Linked DNA regions of Homo sapiens: region 2 is linked to region 1. The links are chromatin loops, found by intact Hi-C in ENCODE. Cell type or tissue: stomach. All regions are shown on one strand. Region 1 overlaps VWF (von Willebrand factor). Region 2 overlaps LOC105369625 (a long non-coding RNA gene).

Region 1 (2,500 bases):
GCTTTCGCGGCAGCGGCTCCAGAGTGGCCTGGTCTCTCCTGCAGCTGTCCCCCGTCTATGCCGGGAAGACCTGCGGCCTGTGTGGGAATTACAATGGCAACCAGGGCGACGACTTCCTTACCCCCTCTGGGCTGGCGGAGCCCCGGGTGGAGGACTTCGGGAACGCCTGGAAGCTGCACGGGGACTGCCAGGACCTGCAGAAGCAGCACAGCGATCCCTGCGCCCTCAACCCGCGCATGAGTATGTGAACCCGGGGGCAAGGCAGGGACCTCGCAGAATCTCGAGGTCTCCACATTAGTGCAGTGCGTTCCGGAGGCAGTGCTCCCACCGCGGAGGGCGGGGGCGGGGAGCGAGGAAAGGGGTCGGGCTTTGTTTTTACCGTCAGCACTTGATCATCTGAACTGGGCCATTTGCTCTTCAAAGTCCCTTTATTGGGCGCCCGCCACAGGCCAACCCCCGGGAAAGAAAAAAAAAAAAAAAGTCTACCGAGGCGGGAGGATCGCTTGAGGGCAGGAGTTCGAGACCAGTCTGGGCAACGTAGGGAGCCCCCATTTCTATTAAAATAATAATAATAATAATAATAATAATAATAATAATAATAATAATAAATTTGCCGGGCGTGGTGGGGCGCGCCTGTAATCCCAACTACTTGGGAGCTACGTGGGACGGTTGCATGAACCCAGGAAGGCAAGGCCGCAGTGAGCCAAGATCGCATTTCTGCACTCCAGCCCGGGCGACAGAGCAAGACCGTGTCTCTCCAAAAAAAAAAAAAAAAAATTCCATAGTCCCCGTCCTTCGACCTTCCCAGTCTACTGCAGCAGCAGCTTACAAACTCAGCGTTAGATGATTGTAAGATAAATGGACTTGGGGGTGGGGGTGGCATTTGCAGATTTCTCTGCGTGACCTTGCAGCCCTCTATTAGCAGCACTGGGCTATTTCCAGGGGAGTGTTGACCGGGAGGGCGTGGCCCCCACTCCTCCCCACCACATCCCAGGCTCGCTCCTCTCGCCCCACAGCCAGGTTCTCCGAGGAGGCGTGCGCGGTCCTGACGTCCCCCACATTCGAGGCCTGCCATCGTGCCGTCAGCCCGCTGCCCTACCTGCGGAACTGCCGCTACGACGTGTGCTCCTGCTCGGACGGCCGCGAGTGCCTGTGCGGCGCCCTGGCCAGCTATGCCGCGGCCTGCGCGGGGAGAGGCGTGCGCGTCGCGTGGCGCGAGCCAGGCCGCTGTGGTGCGTGCCCTCCCTGCCCGCAGCCCTCCGGGCCGCCCCCCAAATCCGTCCACGTGTGCTTTTCGAAGCCCTTTCTCTGCGTTGTTTCCTGTGGAAAGAGGGCGTAGGGCATTGTGACAAACACGGGTGGGGAGGACGGTTCATTTGCACCCACTTTTCCCTTCCACCTCCCAGCAGGACAGGCGGTGGGGACCGGCTGATGATTCGGGCCTGTTCCAGGAAGACAGGTTGGCTCCTCCTACCTGGAGGCCTAGAACGTGGGGGTCCCTGCAAAGCTTGGGTTTCCCGTGGCCGCTGCCACCTAGTGTTCGTTCAGCACAGAAGGTCAGGCTGTGGAGCGAATGGGTCCCAGATCCCACTGGGTCTCCGCCTCCCTTAAGAGTCCGATGAAGGCAAGGGAAATTCACATACAAACCCTTTGCTTGTAACTCCAGGCAAACCACCGATGGACAAAACCTCTGGCGTTGTATAAAGTTACCTAAAGGTGAATTACATCACTGTCCCCAGTTGGCTTTAGATTCTCACTCTGCACTGTTGGATTCCTGGCACCAGAGGTGGTATCTATTGTGCTCACTTTTTTGTTTTTGTTATTGCTCTGGGGACATTTGCTGCATGCCCAGTGTGGTCGGGCAACAGTGATGATGTGGAACTCCAAACTTACTGTTAGAGTCACAGATGGAAATGGCCGCCCTACTAGATACCTATCCTACTAAGTGAAAGGATGAGTAGATTCAGGGCAGGGAAAACCAAGGAAGGCTTTCTGGAGGACGTGTACTTGGCTAGGGTTTTAAAAAGCTGCTTTCTTGGCAGAGAAGACTTGTTTCCAATGGTAGAATCATAGTAGGCATAGAAGTGACGAGTATATTCTGTTAAGAATAAGGCATAGTGGATATTCTGTTTTTTAGGGTAAAGTAGATGTGTTTAGAAATTAAAATGTAGGTGTAGTCCCAGCTACTTGGGAGGTTGAGGCAAGAGGATTGCTTGAGTCTAGGAATTTAAGGCTGCAGTGAGTTATGATCGCACCACTGCACTCTGACCTGGCCAACAGAGAAAGACCCTGTGTGTGTGTGTGTGTGTGTGTGTGTGTGTGTGTGTATACATATATATATATATAAAGTAGATGGTCCTGTTGGAAGAGGAGTTATGAGAAACAGTGAAAGGAATTAGCATCTATATTTCAGGAGCAGTGTAGGCATGGGGACCCTAGAAGTGCTACTATTTTGGGTCCAATGAGCCAACTCATGTTTTGAGTTGTAGAAATGTCATAT
Region 2 (2,500 bases), 220 kb before region 1:
CATTTACAAGGAGGGAATACTAAAATCCCCTCCCATCCTGGGCCTTGCTCCTTGTCCCACTGGCAGGGGCAGGGGCAGGACAGAGTTTGGTATGCTGTGGTGTCACCACACCAATGAAAGCTGCTTGCTGACCACAGGCTGAATGTTCTAGGTGGCAGGTCACCCCTCCTGGACAGCGGCCATCTGCCGCAATCCTCCCTCCTTCGCTCTGGGTTATCTGGTACCCCCTGTGCCATCTCCCTCTGTAACTTCTTCCCCTCTATTTTCCTCCCCCCACAACATGGTATGCCAGCCCGAGCTTATCACCCTACCCTGAGCCAGCAGCATCCATTGTTCTCATGCTTGGGAATGGAGCAACAGGGGAAGTCACTCTGTTTGGGGCCAAGGAGGAAGGAAAGAGGGATGGGACTGAATGGGTAGGTGATGGAAAAAGTGACTTCCAGCCATTCCCTGGCCTGACCTAGATGGCAGCTTAGCGTGGTTGCCATGGTGATAGCCAGACAAACACCCACACCCCTCCCCACCAGCCCCAAACTGCATAATGGTGGTTGTGCCTTTTCCCAGCTCGAACCCCTCAGGCTTCTGCCTGGTGTGAAGTTCAGATTCCTCAGGCTGAGCTGCTCTTGCCTCAGTTTCCCAGCCTGACCAAAGGAAGCAGGTGGGGCCTCTGGGATAAAGAGCGTGTGCTGGCCCTTCCCTGTGTGCCCCGCAGACACACACTCCACCCCACTCCCCATGCCCCAGGGCCCACCAGGCTGACTTCTCCGCTGCTTCTGACGGGCTCCCTTGCCCTCTGGGTTCCAGTCAGCCAGCAGGAGGCACCAGCAGGAATCGGAGGGTGAGAGGGGAGTAGATGGGACACCCACTCCCTGCTGGGCTGCTGGTGGGCAGTGGCTACCTCCCTCTCCTGAAGGCCATAGCTCCTGTCAGCAGCTCCCACTGAAGCTCCAGGTCTCCTGGCTCGGGTTCCCTGCTCCTTCCCCTGCTCCCCAGCCCTGGAGGGGAGGGGCCTCGGCTCTTGCTGGCTGCAGTGGGCCTCACTGTCCCTTGTTCCTTGTGGACTTCCCTCAACCCTGCCCACCTCTCCACAATAAGCTCTTCTGTTGAATTCTCCTTGGTCACCCCTTTTGGATACATTCTGTTTGCTGCTGAGACCCTGACTGCTACTGAGAATGTCTCAACAATGAAGGGGGAGGCTGGATGCGGTGGCTTATGCCTGTAATTCCAGCACTTGGGGTGGGCAAGGTGGGCAGATTGCCTGAGCCCAGGAGTTTGAGACCACATGGCGAGACCCTGTCTCTACAAAAACTACACACACACACACACACACACACACACACACACAATTTAGCCGGGCGTGATGATGCATGCCTGTAGTCCCAGCTACTCAGAAGGCTGAGGTGGAAAATCACCTGAGCCCTGGAAGCCAAGCCGAGCTGAGCAGTGCTGAGCTGAGCAGTGAGCTGAGGTCACGTCACTGCACTCCAGCTTGGGCGATGGAGTTTGTCTCAAAAAAAAAAGGAAGGCGGGCGGCTGTCTCAGGACACCTTTTTTTGTGGTCAGGGCTCTGGCAGGCTGAATGTGTGGGTGGGGTGGCCTCCCAGGTGTAATCTGAGATGCACCCAGAAGGCTGCCCTGCCTGGAAATAGCCAGGCTGAAACCTGAAGTTTAGAGGGCCATTCTTGTGGTCTAAAAACTTTCGGGAAAGATTCCACATTCCCCAGGAAGGGGGGCGTCATAGCCAATCATTCATTTCTCTACCTGCCTTAGTTTCGTCAGATAAGAAGCTTGACTGCAAACTTCAGAAATGCAAAGACTGTGTCTGTCTTCACTGTGTAGACATGGGGCCTGGTGCCAAGTAGGTTGAAATAAACATCTGTTGAATAAACTTATTTACCACTCAACAATGAGTGGTGAGTGCCTACTGTGTTCCCCTATGTTCCAGCTGGAGTCATTGGGAAGCAGGATTTTTCACTCTGCTGAGGTTGCTGGGGAATATGGAGTTGGGTGGGGAGCTGTTGCTGCATGTCTCAACACTGCACCTTTCCAGGTGCACAGAGCCAAACCCCTTGCAGCTACCTTTGACTCTGTCTCACACCAACACTCAATCCATTAGGAAATCCTGCAAGGCAGATCCGAACCCAGCCACTCCTCACCCCGTCCACGGCTGCCAGCTGGCTCTCCCACCTGGAATCCTGCTTGACCTCCTCCCTCCTCACTAGTTTCCTAACTCCCACCTTCCCCACCTCCCACAGTCTATGCTCAACACGAGTCAGAATGACATTTATTTATTTATTTATTTATTTAAGACCGAGTCTCACTCTGTCGCCCAGGCTGGAGTGCAGTGGCGTGATCCTGGATCACTGCAACCTTCCCCTCCCGGGTTCAAGTGATTCTCCTGCCTCAGCCTCCAGAGTAGGTGGGATTACAGGCACCTGCCACCATGCCCGGCTAATTTTTTTTTTTTTTTTGTATGTTTAGTAGAGACAGGGTTTCACCA

Evidence for each region. A loop is a pair of places that touch in the nucleus more often than their neighbours do. Peaks named below come from ENCODE experiments on the same cell type or tissue, not always from the same donor. Only the 100,000 strongest peaks of a DNase experiment are listed, where the experiment ranks them.
Region 2: it touches region 1 in a loop (4-fold over the local background); 108 of 110 quality-filtered maps call a loop at or near these places.

What each region holds. Positions count from the first base shown.
Region 1 is chr12:6,055,589-6,058,088 of GRCh38, reverse strand. VWF (von Willebrand factor) reads left to right here. Exons shown (of 52, transcript NM_000552.5): 14 at 45-240; 15 at 1,017-1,232. Among named protein-coding and RNA genes, the nearest start is that of SNORA120, 17 kb to the right of the region's middle. In stomach, no CTCF peak of the experiment used is centred here; a DNase peak (open chromatin) is centred at 1,498; H3K4me3 peaks cover 758 bases; H3K27ac peaks cover 76 bases; H3K27me3 peaks cover 2,266 bases.
Region 2 is chr12:6,272,085-6,274,584 of GRCh38, reverse strand. All of the region lies in intron 2 of LOC105369625 (a long non-coding RNA gene), which reads left to right. Among named protein-coding and RNA genes, the nearest start is that of PLEKHG6, 37 kb to the left of the region's middle. In stomach, no CTCF peak of the experiment used is centred here; DNase peaks (open chromatin) are centred at 430 and 1,484; H3K27ac peaks cover 2,217 bases.